2 separate regions of the Homo sapiens genome follow, and region 2 is linked to region 1. The links are chromatin loops, found by intact Hi-C in ENCODE. Cell type or tissue: CD4-positive, alpha-beta T cell. All regions are shown on one strand. Each heading gives the region's core, and the rest is flanking DNA. Links, peaks and the distances in the headings are about the cores only.

What was found. A loop is a pair of places that touch in the nucleus more often than their neighbours do. Peaks named below come from ENCODE experiments on the same cell type or tissue, not always from the same donor. Only the 100,000 strongest peaks of a DNase experiment are listed, where the experiment ranks them.
Region 2: a loop joins it to region 1, with 8 times the contacts of the local background. A loop is called at or near these places in 3 of 110 quality-filtered maps.

What each region holds. Positions count from the first base shown.
Region 1 is chr10:132,534,324-132,540,941 of GRCh38, reverse strand. INPP5A (inositol polyphosphate-5-phosphatase A) reads right to left here and starts at 3,155. Exons shown (of 16, transcript NM_005539.5): 1 at 2,771-3,155. The coding sequence starts at 2,845. LOC107984282 (a long non-coding RNA gene) reads left to right here and starts at 4,019. Exons shown (of 4, transcript NR_158224.1): 1 at 4,019-4,216. RefSeq lists enhancers at 1-198, 2,205-2,254 and a silencer at 3,035-4,134. In CD4-positive, alpha-beta T cell, for the core only: no CTCF peak of the experiment used is centred there; DNase peaks (open chromatin) are centred at 1,201, 2,731, 3,301, 4,543 and 1 weaker place; H3K4me3 peaks cover 2,835 bases; H3K27ac peaks cover 1,297 bases.
Region 2 is chr10:133,256,197-133,262,814 of GRCh38, reverse strand. It overlaps ADAM8 (ADAM metallopeptidase domain 8), which reads left to right. Exons shown (of 23, transcript NM_001109.5): 23 at 1-392. Among named protein-coding and RNA genes, the nearest start is that of MIR202HG, 12 kb to the right of the region's middle. RefSeq lists enhancers at 1-491, 3,430-3,479, 4,478-4,777 and a silencer at 808-1,137. In CD4-positive, alpha-beta T cell, for the core only: a CTCF peak has its summit at 4,981; DNase peaks (open chromatin) are centred at 1,354, 3,414, 4,454, 4,984 and 3 weaker places; H3K4me3 peaks cover 2,007 bases; H3K27ac peaks cover 3,875 bases.

The DNA.
Region 1 (6,618 bases), core at 1,107-6,106:
AGCAAACCACCTATCACTTGTGCACAAAAGGAAAACAGAGTCCGCCACAGTCCGGGATATCTGCTTCAGATTCAAACACCTTCCTCCTCGGAACTGTGACCGGCTCCAGCACTGGTCACAGACGAGCTTGGCTTCCAACACGGTGAGACTGGGCGAGAAAGATTCCTTCACAGCCTGAGCACTGCCTGCAGGGTGCGTTCGTCAGCACGGGACGGGCTGCACAAAGGCAAACAGAATCTCAAAGCAGGTCCCCTGAAATCCAGGACAAACCAAGAAACCAAAACTTCCTTCACTCATGAATTTCCTTCCACCGGCCAGGCTTCTGGCCCACAAGTACCACACCCCAAACCTCAACCAAGGAAGGGGGCCTGGGAATGTGAGTGCCTGGCTGGTTTCCACTGAAGGAGACTGGGTCTGGCCCCCGGGGACTGAGCTGCACACATTAAGAAATCTTCAGACACGGACAGATAAGTTTCCACTCAGCCCTGAAATCACAATGCACCTTTCAGAATTAACCTATGTACTGTTGACCTAAACAAATGTTCCTTCTAAACATAAACATAATGCAAAATTCCACATAGCCTTTAAGAAAAATGAAAATTCAGAGAGAATAGGTTGCTAAACAAAAGTGAATTAAGTTACCCAATTTAATATCAACAGAGATAAATACGTGTATACAATTGAAACACAACAAAAATGCTAGAACTCAGAATCAAAGATTACTGGAAAGAATGTCTGCACAGTAAAACTCGTTTCCCTTTGAGACTAAAATGCCCCAGCAAGCTTAATGCTCCTGACATTTCTGAGGCTTTGAAGCCGCAGCTAACGGATCTGAATCATCTGAACAAAACCATGCTATAGTGACATGTTACTGGAAAGCCTAGAATAGAACGCCAAATATACAGACACACACCCATGCCAGGCACTTTTGTAGAAAATGATCAAACATAAACCTAGATGAAGTTGTTAATAATAAAGTGTGAGGAAAACCAGTTCCTCCCCAGCAGGTCAGTATAATACATGGGCACCTGGAAGTTAAAATAAGAAAAACAGAAAAACAGCGCCTTTTGTTAATAAAAACCAAACCTAGCCTGTGCATGAACTGAGCTTCATCAAACACTTCACCCATGCTTGCTGCCAGCAAAGACACAAGACCTCCTCCTGAAATGGAAACCACGCGTGCATCAGTGGCACACATCCGTCATAAAGCTGGTGCGGTGCCCCACTGTTCACCTAGGGAGGGAGGGAGGGAGGGAGGGAGCGTCCGTGGCTCCACGGCCTCCATCTGGGCCACTTGGAGCCTCACTCTGCTTTATTTGGGTTGGCAGCAGGAGTACCAACAGCAGGGTGGCACCGTGGCTGAAACGCCAAACTAGGTCAGACCGGCCTGCCTCTGGGGAGCTCCCAGTGCGCCCTGGGCCTCAGCTCCCTGGTCTCTCCAGAGATGGGGGCACCCTGGGATCCTGGGTGGGAATGAGGCTTGGGTGGGAGGGGCCCTAGAAGGTAAAGGCCATAGGCAGTCAGCATCCCCTTTCTGGCCCTGAAGAGCTTCTCAGCATCTTTTTCTTCAATAAACAAGAAATATAAAGTCCTACAGTGCTTTACAGACTTCCCTTATTTACGAACTAAAGAGATACTAAGTGGCAGGGTTAAATGGGGGCACCCTACCCTCTGGCCCTGCAGGGACAGACAGACAGTGAGGCCGGCACCCAGGCATCCAGGAGCTGGGGCTGACAGCCAGAGTGGAGGGCCTAGGCTCAGAGGACAGGGGCCAGGGGTGGGAGTCAAGGGTTAGGGTTTGGGAATTCTGCAGGCTCAAGGCCCAGGCTTTAAGACCAGGATTCAGGATTCAGGATTCAGGGGCAGGAGCTTGTTGGAGGAAGGGGCCAAGGATGGGATCTAGGAACCAGAGTTAGGGGCAGGGTCCAGAATTGGGTTTGGGGCCTGATTCTGGAACCAGGGTTCCAGGTTCAGGGGTCAAGGACAAGTGTTCAGGGCCATAAGCTGGGGCCTGAGGTTGAAATTCAGGGTTCAGAGTCAGGCTAGATTGGCTTTAGAGGCAAAGGGCCACAGTATGAAGGCTGGGATTCTAGGGCTAGAATTCAGTGATTGGGGAACAGGGACAGGAGGTTGGGGCCACAGCCCTGTGTCAGAAGTTCCTGGGTTAGGGTTTGTGGTTATGTTTCAGGGTTTGGGGTCCAGGGCTCAGGGACCAGAGACAGACGTTTGAGAGCAGGTTCTGTAACCAGAGTTCTGCAGTCAGGATTTGTGGTTCCAGTGACCATGGACCTGGGGTTCAGGGCCAGGGTTGGGGATGGGCATTCCAGGGCCAGGGTTCTGAGGATTCGGAAATCAGGGCTGGGGCTGGGTTTGGTGCGCACAGACCCGGTTTCTGGGGTTTGGGTTCCAGGAACTGTTAACAGGGGTTCTGACAGGGTTTTAATATTGGAGTTTCGAGGTCAGGATTTGCAGACAGGAGTTCAGAGGCAGGGTCCCAGGGTCAACGGTCAGCTGCTGGAGTCTGGAGGATGGGGTTCGGGGATTCAGGGCCCAGGTCTTCAGGTCTCGGGCTTGGGGATCAAGACAGGGGTCTGGGCTCCCAGACTTGGGAATCAGGACAGGAGTCTGGGGTCCCGGGTACAGGGATCAGAGTCTGGGGCCTCTGGGTCTGGAGGTTCACGGTCCAGGGTCCAAGGCTTGCAGTTCGGGACCCCGGGGTCAGGGTCGGGGGTTCCGGGCTTGGGGCCTGCCGCCGGCACGGGGGACTTACGTCGTCGAAGAGCGAGCCCACGTTGGCCGTGACCAGCAGCACCGCGGTGCCCGGGGCGGCCGCCTTCCCCGCCATGGTGCCCGGGCGGCGCGGGCGCTGGGCTGGGCGGCGGCGGCGGCGGCCGCTTCCTCCGGGACCGGCCGGCCGGGGTCTTCGCGGGGCCGCGGGGCGTCAGCTGCGCCGGGGGGCGGCCCCGGGGCGCATCGCGGGCTCGGCGGGTCGGCCGGGCCTGGCCGGGGCTCCGGCCTCGCGCTCGCTCGCTCGCTCGCTGCTCCGCGGCCCCGCGCCCGTCGCTCGCCGCCGCGCCTCACAGCGGCCCGCGCGCAGCCATTAGATCCGCTGGGAAAGTTCCCGCAGCCGCCGCCGACTCAGGCTGAGGGCAAGTCCCGCCCCGCGGAGCCGAGCCCGGGGCGGGGCCTGGGCGGGGCGGAGCCTGACTCGGGGTGGGGCCTGTGCGGGGTGGAGCCGGGCCTGGGGCGGAGCCTTGCTGGGGGCGGAGCCTTGAGGTGCGGAGCCTGAGTTGGGCCTAGATCTGAACAGAGTGGGGCGGGGCCTGCGGGGGGCGTGGCTTGTGCGGGACTTGGTGTCCTTGTGGAGGCGGGGCCTGCCCCGGGGCGGGGCCTCCTTTCGGGGCGGGGCCTACGCGGGGCGCTCTTGCGACCGGCGGCCTAGTACTGGTCGCTCCCGGAGGGCGCTCCTGTCAGTCAGGCCCGCAAGAACGCCGCGCCCCCGCCCCGCCCCCCGCGCCGCGGCTGCGCACAGACTCCGCCCTTCGCACTTCTATGACGTCACGGCCCTGCTCCGGCGGCGCCTCTTAAAGGGGCCCTGGGTTCCGGGCGCCGGCGGCGGGTGCGCTCTCTTGCGGCTCTGAGGGGATGTTCCAGCCCCCGCGCGGCCGCAGTCGTCCAGCCGCGTGCCGGGCGTGCGGGGGAGGGGAGCCCACCGGGGCGGCGGCAGTCGCGCCTGCAGGGGCCGGGCCACGCGCGCCCGGCTCTCCGCGCAGACGGAGCGTGGACCGTGCAGCTTCCCGGCGCGTCCACCCGGCTCCCTGGCCGCGACCTCACTCACGAGGAGCGGCTGCGGCCCAGAGAAGACGGAGGGGAGGCGGCGTGAGGCCAGGCGCATCCTGACGTCGCGGAGGGCTCCGGCCCGGGCCAGGCTGGGTCTCAGCGCGGGGCGTGCAGGGAACCCTCGCAGGGACGAAGGGGGCTCCAGGGGAGGGGGCTGGTGCGGGCCCAGGAGCGCAGAGCACGGAGGAGCAGCCGGCTCGGCGCGGGCCCCGGGGCAGCGATGCTGATCCTGGCCGCCGGAGGGGCCAGAGCATGGGCTGGACCCTGGGTCTGAGGCCGCGGGGACACAGCCGCCGTGAACCGGGACATGCCTGTAGATGGAGGAGGAGAACCACATTTGTCATCTTAAAGCTTCCAGTAGCTACATTTTTTAAAGGTAACAAGTAATAGCCAAAGTTAACAATACGTTTTACTTAACCCAATAGATAGATACATCATTCAACATGTAACCAGAATTTAACAACCTCAGTGAGATTCCTTCACAGGAAGGCTTTGCACGGGCACCTGCCTCTTGGCAGCAGCTCACAAGGCCGCTTCCAGTGCTCAGCAGCCCTGTGTGGCCAGTGGCCACCATGCGGAGCAGGCACTCCGGAGGATTTTGTGGACACAGATTTAGGGGCGGTCAGGGCCTGGCAATGGGCTCTAGCGAGGCTAGCCTCCAGCTTCTGAGTAAACCGCCAAGGCAATGCCCAATGACATCAAAAGGGGCTTGTTCTGTTCTAGGAAGACACCTGCTGCCAGGGCGGGGCGGCAGGAATGGTGCTGCAGGCTCGGGCCCCAGGCCTGTGCTGAGGCCGCATCACTGGCTTGTGTTAACACCCCCAGGGTTCCTCCTTACGGCCACCGCTGAGCAGGACTCCAGCAAAATCCATTTGATGTATAAACCAATGTCTACTTTAGTCAGTAGGTGCCTGCTACAGACTGAATTCCGCCCGCCCCACCCCACCCCACCCCGCAAATTCATGGGTTGAAGCCCTAACCTCCAATGTGACTGTATTCGGAGGTGGGCTAGCGGGGGTAATTAATGTTAAGTCGTGCAGTAGGGCTGGTGTTTAATGTTAAGTCGTGCAATAGGGCTAGTGTTTAATAGAAAGGGCTCAGTGCTGTCCCCACCCTTACATGTGCAAAAGAAGTGGCAGTGTGAGTGCACAGTGGGAAGCTTCACCCCAGCCAGCCACAAACCCTGCACCAGAAATCCAACGCTGCTGGAACTTGATCTTGGATTTCCAGCCCCCAGAACTGTGAGAAGTAAAAGTCTTGTTTCAGCCTCCCAGCCTGTGATATTTCGCTACAGCAGCTGAAGCTGACTGATGTAGTCGCTTATTTTTCTTTTTAACAAAATCAGCACATGCTAAGGGTACCCTTAGTAGAAACCAAATGTGGGGGTGTCACTGATCCCTGGAACGTGCTTTCTGAGAAGGGACATTGCCTCCTCACTTCTCCCCGCAGGCTGTGCCCTCACACCCGGCTGAGGCAGCGTCCCCCACCCCTTGTGCCCTCCCTGCTCCCCCCTCCTCCTCTCCTCGCCAGCCAGCTCCTGCCATGCCTGGACGTTGGCCTCTGCCCTTCCTCCAGGCAGCCACCTCCTCTTTCCCATGCACCCCTCACCCACCACAGGTTCAGCCCCTCACAGTTCTCCTGCCTCCTATATTCCGTGCTCATTACCAGAACCTCCAGAACCCAAGGGGGTGCGGCCTGGACCTCCCACTTCTGCATCCACGGCCCTGGGCATAGCCTGGATGTTCTCATCACCAATGACCACACCAAGGCCGAATCCAGGCACCTTGCCCTCCCCACCACCTCCTCTCCTTTGGTTTCACTTCCGTGGGACCTCATGGAAACCTACAGCCCATGCTGCTCCCATGCCTTCGTTAGCCACCGCCACACGTGCACACCCACACAGAAACACATGCACACGCATGCACTTGCACGCACACACATCTGCACATGCGCATGCACGAACATGCACACGTGCACACATGACCACGCATGTGCACACCTCTTCTTCCTGCCTTACTCTGCTTCTCTCTGAGGGTAGAATCACTTTGTGTACCCACTCCCTCCCCTCTCCCTGCCCCCCAGCACTCACCCAGCTGGCCCCCAGGACTGATTTACTTGCTTACAGTGAACCTGCGCCCAAATTAGAGAAAACTAAATTGGGGGAAAAACTAGACAACACCTTATTTCCATGCCCCTGGCATCTCCCAGGTCTCAGGCACACCCACGTTGAGCACTAGGCCTCCTGGCTCTGCGCATGTGCACTCCACCACTCCAAGAGGCCACTGCAGCCTTCCCCTTCTCTAACCACCAACTACGCTCCCTGGAGGAAACGTTTGCCCTTTGTTGAGGAAGGATTTGCAGTCTGGGATTTTCCCACTGTCACCCTAAATAACAGAGAGAGGCTCTCTAAAAGAAAATGAGATTTACTCGGGAACATTCATTGCAATAGAATATGTGTGCCATCGTAAATTGGGTGTGGGTCAAGGAAGGTAAAGGAAGACAAAGATTTTCAAAGGAAACAGGAGGATTACATCATTGTTTTGAATCAATGATCCTTGGCTACAAGGATCTCCAGGAAGGATGGTGCCAGTCTGAGGCTGGACAGGCAGCTACTGGGCAGATGTCTTCCCAGAAGTGTTTGTGTGTGTAAGTTGTGATGGTCTTTGTGCACGGCTGTGATTTTTGCAGTCTTTTGTGATTGTTCTTGCTATCAAGCATGTCTGCATAAGAACCCTCCCTTCATGCCCTTCCACAGTCTATATGTCAGGGTTTTTAATA
Region 2 (6,618 bases), core at 824-5,823, 720 kb before region 1:
ACACCTGCCCCTGCTCTGGGGCCTGCTGAGCCGGCTGCCCTGGGCACCCGGTTCCAGGCAGCACAGACGTGGGGCATCCCCAGAAAGACTCCATCCCAGGACCAGGTTCCCCTGCGTGCTCTTCGAGAGGGTGTCAGTGAGCAGACTGCACCCCAAGCTCCCGACTCCAGGTCCCCTGATCTTGGGGCCTGTTTCCCATGGGATTCAAGAGGGACAGCCCCAGCTTTGTGTGTGTTTAAGCTTAGGAATCGCCTTTATGGAAAGGGCTATGTGGGAGAGTCAGCTATCTTGTCTGGTTTTCTTGAGACCTCAGATGTGTGTTCAGCAGGGCTGAAAGCTTTTATTCTTTAATAATGAGAAATGTATATTTTACTAATAAATTATTGACCGAGTTCTGTAGATTCTTGTTAGATCAGCGGGGAAGGATGGAGGGCTTCAGTTCACGAGATACAAGGGTCGGCGCTTGGTAAAATGCAGACTGCGAATAGATGAGGTCAAGCCACCTTCTTTTCTCCCTGGATTTCTCAGGCCCTCCCCAGCGTAACTAAGCAGTCCCGCCCCTCCCGCGGGCAGACGATCCGATCCAGGAACCCACGCCCAAGAAGACTTCGCCGCGATGCACGGAGGAGCCCGCGCTACCCCTGCCCCGCCCCGTCTCCGGGCAATGGCCCGGCCCCGCCCCCGCCCCGTCTCCCGGCAACGGCCCCGCCCGCGCCCCGCCCATTCCGTCTCGTCTCCCGGCAACGGCCCCGCCCGCGCCCCGCCCATTCCGTCTCGTCTCCCGGCAACGGCCCCCGCCCGCGCCCCGCCCATTCCGTCTCGTCTCCTGGCAACGGCCCCGCCTCTTCCGGCCCCATGCCCTTGTCCGGGCCACTGCCCCGCACCCCCCCCGCCATGCTGGGCTCGACCCCGGCCCCGCGCGGCCTCCACGCCTGGCTGGACGCGCTCCCGCTCAGCCACCCACGCGCCGCCTGGCCCGGGACCTCAGCTATGGCGGTGGGCGCGCGTCCGCGAAGTCGTGGAGTCCGAGGGGCCCCCGCGGCAGGGGCCTGCGCCCTCGGCCCAGGAGAAGCGGCGAATGGCCCGCGGCGCCCCTCCCGGTTGCTCGCTGACCCCCCCGCCCAAGAGTCTGGGGCTGCGAACCCCGCTTCGCCTTTGCTGCATCCGACTCAGCCTTTCAGATCTGTAGGATCCGGGACTCCAGTGTCCGACTACAGGGCGGGGCTCACGGCCCACACGCGCCGCAGTACCCCGCCCGATGCGCACGTTCCCTCTGGGCACCCCCTGGGAGCGTCCCCGTGGTGCCAGGCTGGCGCGCTGGCCTCTGAGGAGGTGGCTTCTGCTCTAGGCACCTGAGCAGCAAGTCTGAGTGGGCGCCCACGGGGCGGAGGCTGTTAGACGCATCTGGTGCTGCACCGAGGAGGCCTGACGTCCCCTGTGGCCAAGCCCCCACACCCATGGGTGCTGCCTCCGGGTGGCTCCTCCGAGGCAGAGCCCTGAGCTGATAGCGCCCATTCGTCTCGCAGGCCTGCCACGCCCCCAGCTCCCTTCAGCACGAAGAATGAGAGCGTTCTGGAGGGGACAGGCCACTGCACTTGCAGAGGGTGGGTTCCTGTCTCTCAAGCCCATACCTCCCTTCCTCCCGATCTCCCCAGCCTCCGCCGCCCACCCCATTTCCTCGACAGTTGGATTCAAGGCTGGTGTCTACCTTGTAGTGGGGACCCAGCCGCCGGGCGCCAGAGCACCCAGACCCCGGAGTCCAGCAGCTACTGGAGGACAAGGAGCAGGCGCTGTCCTTTCCGCAGGAGACAGTCAGGGTGCAGGCGACCTGGCACCCTTGTTGCCGGGACACCCTGTGGCTGAAGGACTGGGAAACAGGGCCTGTGCGGAGCCTTGCAGAGAGGGCATGGCCTTCATTTTCTCCAGCCCTCCCCAAAATGCAGACATTTGCTGAGTACCTGTGGGCACCAGCTCTTATCACCTGGCGGTGCTGGCTGGCAAGTCTGCCTGGCTGCCCTCCAGCCAGAGCCGAGCCCCTTCTCCCATCCCCAAATGCACAGAAGACAGCCAGAGAGCCAGGGTCCTGGGCAGCACCTGCCCAGCCCAAGACTCCACATGAGCACTTAGATATGCAGTGCACACCTGGCTCTCTGCACACACCTGGTTCTCAACAGACACCTGGCTCTCCATGCACACCTGCTCTCAGTGCACACGCGGCTCTGCAGTGTACACCTGACTCTCTGCACACCTGACTCAGTGCACACCCGGCTCTGCAGCGCACACCTGACTCTCTCTGCACACCTGGTTCTCAGTGCACACCCGGCTCTGCAGCGCACACCTGACTCTCTCTGCACACCTGGTTCTCAGTGCACACCCGGCTCTGCAGCGCACACCTGACTCTGCACACTTGGTTCTCAGTGCACACCTGGCTCTCTCTGCAGACCTGATTCTCCGTGCACACCTGGTTCTCAGTGCACACCTGGCTCTCTCTGCAGACCTGATTCTCCGTGCACACCTGGCTCTCTCTGCACACCTGGTTCTCAGCGCACACCTGCTCTCAGTGCACACGCGGCTCTGCAGTGTACACCTGGCTCTCCGTGCACACCTGGTTCTCAGCGCATACCCAGCTCTGTGGTGTAAACCAGGCTTGACAGGCTCTGTGGACCCATGCCTGGCTCTGCAGGTGCACACCTGGCTCTTTCACCAGGGGTCTCCAGTTTTCCTGCGTGCAGGAAGCCCCTTGCCATACCTGCCTCCCCCAGCTCCAGCCATCAGGACCCTTAAGGGATGCTGGATGGGAGCCCGGACTCCACACAGACGTTCACTCCAGGCCTGCTGGGCAGTGCACGGCCACATCCGGAAGAATCCCTCTCACCCCAGGCACCTGCCTCGGGCACAGTGGCCACAGGAGAGGCCTGCTGACCGCCTCCTAAACCTTCCTATACTGGAAGCACAGACTCAGCCAGTCTCCAGCAGCAAACAACGTGACCCACTGTGGAAAAGCTGAGCTGCCTCAAAGGACGTTTCCCAGGTGAAGCCCAGGAATGACGGCCACATATGGGCAGAGCTGGGTGGCAAGGGGCAGGCCTGTGCTCAGTAGACTCAGCCGGACCAGGGCCCCCATGTGGACCCAACGCCACTCGCCGGTCATCCCAACAGTGTCTCTCGCTCAGAGACAAACTCCAAAGGCCAGGGGGTCTCTGCTGACTCTTCCAGGGCATCCATCTGACCCCATGCTGTGCAACAACTAAGCCAGGGCCCTCCGTGGAGTCGCCTTAAACTGCAGCTTGAGCTGCTTTCCCTCTGGGTGTCATGATGCAGCTGTGATTCTTGCTGCCACACGTGGATCATGGAGGCCGTGACTGGGAAGCCAGCAGCTTCACTTCCTGCCACCACTCCCTCTCTGCCAGGCTGCGGTCAATCTGAAGCCACAAAATGACGTCACTTTCCTGCTTTCTCCAGAAAACAGCTCATCCAGATCTGGGCACCCGCTCAGGAACCGCGATGTCGACATCATCTCCAAGAGCCCCTTCAACCCCGAGGCCCCTTGGGCACAGCCTGCACACCTGCCCCACACACTCTGTCCTGTGTCCCGGGCCCCTGTCTTGAGGTTCTGCCCTCCCCGGTGCCCCTGGGCCGAGGGCTTAGTCCCCTGCGGGGTCTCAGGAAGGAACTTCAGGGCCACAAACCTCAGGAGGGTTCCAAAGCCGCCTCAGGAGGCAAGGCGAAGGCAGCTGAAAGCAGCCGCTTCCTCCCTGAGCCAGAAGGCAAGGCCCCCTCCCCCTGCACGGCCAGCTGCTGCACCGCCCTGCAGGGGCACTGAGGCACAGCCCTCTCCACCCAGTGTCCCTGCAGTGCATAGGCTGAGAGGGCGGCTTCCCAAAGACTGGCCTGGTCAGGTGTGGTCAGCTACCCGGGGCCGCCTGTTCCCAGAGCCCCTCTCGAAGCCAGGCCAGGGCTGCCTCTAGGAAGGGGCCATTCCCAGGGGAGCAGCCCCTCAGTGCCACAGTGGGCTGGGGAGGGCCACGGCGGGTGCCAGCCCCCAGGGTCCGCCGCTTCCCCGCTGTCAGGGGGACTCGGTCCTGGCTCAGGAGTCCGGGTCATGCTGGGTCATGCACGTGGCAGGCTGCAAGCGGTGCTCCTGGAATCAGGAGACTCAGGTTTTCTGGAGTCACTGCAGTGACCCCTCAGAGACAGGGCTCCCACAGCACAGATTTCAGCAGGTCCTGCAGCTGGGGCTGGGCAGGAAGTGCTGGGGAAGGGCCTGGCCGAGAAGCCCGAGCCAACCCAGGCCTAGGCAGCTTCTGTCAGGAGCTGTGGCAGTGCCAGACCCTGCCCTGCCACCCCGGGTGGTGACAGCACAGGCCACCGCTCAGCTCCAGGTGCCCCCACAGGCTCATGCACACACAAACAGGGCTGCCTGCCACCTGCGAGGAACCTGCTCTCTCCAGGGACTCAGAAACAGGCGCCAGGCCAGAGACACACCACAGCCAGAAAGGCAGGTATCAGGAGCCAGCGGGTGCTTGGTGCCTGGAGGCCACACCCCAGACACCCACAGGCAGGGCCGGCTCACCCGCCGGAAGACAGGCCCAGGAGGCCCTCTGCAGGGTCCCCAGGATGACCAGGGCCCTGGTGGCATGAGGCTGGTGGAGGGTGTTGAAGCCAGGAACCCTCTCGATGGAGTATGGACCCCATCCTGGCTGGAGGAGAGGTTGTCAGGGCGGGGCTGGCCCTTGGGAGGCACCACAACCCCTGTGCAGGGTACCCCAACCGGGGAGAAGCCACCAGGCCACGCTGGAGTGGGAGCCAGGACCTCAGCGCCAGGTCCCCACCGCGTCTGCCGTGCCCACCCCTAGAGGGTGCTGAATCCTGGCCCCTCCCAGCTCTGGGTGTGTGGTGGGGAGGAGCTGCTTCTCTCCGTCCTCACCCGGCCTTGCCCTCGGCCAGCAAAGACCGCAGAGGAGAGTGAGACCCTTGGGAGCTCCCTGGGCTCAGGGGTTCTGAGTGCCTGTGCTGGGACCTTGGACGGCCAAGACACCGCTTGACTTCCACCTTCTGTCCTCTGGCGCCCGCCTGCACCTGGTCCTCTGCCTGCCCACGCGGCCAGCTAGAAAGCGCGCGCCCTCCAGTGGGAAGGAGAGCAAGGAGTAAAACGTCCCGCCAGGGAGTGGGGAGTGTCAGGAAATTAGGAGGAAGTGTCGGGGCTGCGGCTTGCCGGGATGTAGGAGCACAGGCCCTGGGGCAGAGGAGGGGCGGGGGGAGCCGTGAGAGGCCCGGAGGGAGCAGGGGAGGTGGAGAGGAGCTTTCCCCAGTGGAGCTGGCAGGAAGAGTCCCAGGTGCAAGGAGCGCATTTTAGAATTCCAGGACTCGGGAGGAAACCTGCAGGATGAGGGCTCCCCTTGGGGGCGGCCTGCATTTCTCAGCGGGAAGGTGGGTGTGGGTGCCCCTCACATCACCTGGCGTTTATTTTTGCATGTGTGAAATATAACAACAATTTCCTAGGGGAAAACACCCTAGGGTGCACAAAAGTTGTAAAAATGGGAACATATGGTCCGAAACTCACTGCTGAATAATGTGCTGTCATGAAATTTACTTCAAAAACCCCCTCACGGAGTACAATCTTGGGTAGATGAAGGAGAAAAAAAGTAAAAATGAATTTAAAAATCTCTTAAAGCTTCTGTTTTTTGTTTTTTATTTTTGAGACAGATCTGGCTCTGCTGCCCAGGCCGGAGAACAGCTCACTGCAGCTGGAGCCGTTCTCCCACCTCAGCCTCCGGCACGTGCCACCACGCCCAGCTAATTCTTTTCTTTTCCTTTTTTTTTTTTTTTTTTTTTGAGACAGGGGTCTCACTCTGTTGCCCAGACTAGAGTGTAGTGGCACAATCTCAGCTCACTGCAACCTCCACCTCCTGGGTTGAAACGATTCTCCTGCCTCAGCCTCCCAAGTAGCTGAGATTACAGGCGCCCGCCACCACGCCCGGCTAATTTTTGTATTTTAGTAGAGACGGGGTTTCACCATATTGGCCAGGCTGCTCTCAAACTCCTGACCTCAGGTGATCCGCCCGCCTCTACCTCCCAAACTGTTGGGATTACAGGCGTCAGCCACTGCGCCTTGCGTAATTCTTTTCATTTTTTGTAGCAATGGGGGTCTCACTGTGTTGCCCAGGCTGGTCTTGAACTCCTGGGCTCAAGTGATCCTCCTGCCTCTGCTTCCCACAGTGCTGGGATTACAGGTGTGAGCCACTGCGCCTGGCCAGCTTCTTTAGATCAAGCTGTAAATAACTTCAAATAGTAAATTAGTAGAGCAGACACGACTGACTAAAATTATTAGCAATGAAAGCACAAAGGAGTAAGCAGGGGAGGCCACCCTGAGCACGTCTGGACGGCTCGCGTGGGGAGTCCACGCTCAGAGCACCCCACAGGTGTGCAGGAACCGGCATGATCCACAGTGATCGCCTTTGGTGGCAAAACTTATTTCTTTTCTGCAGTACTCACAATTCTCCATCATAACAATGTGTCGTTTTACAAGCAGGAATAAATGAAAACAATGGCTGTTCAAAGCTTGCTGGAGAGAGGCGGCGGCAAAGCTCTGCTGCTCCCCGTGTTTCTGGAATCTGT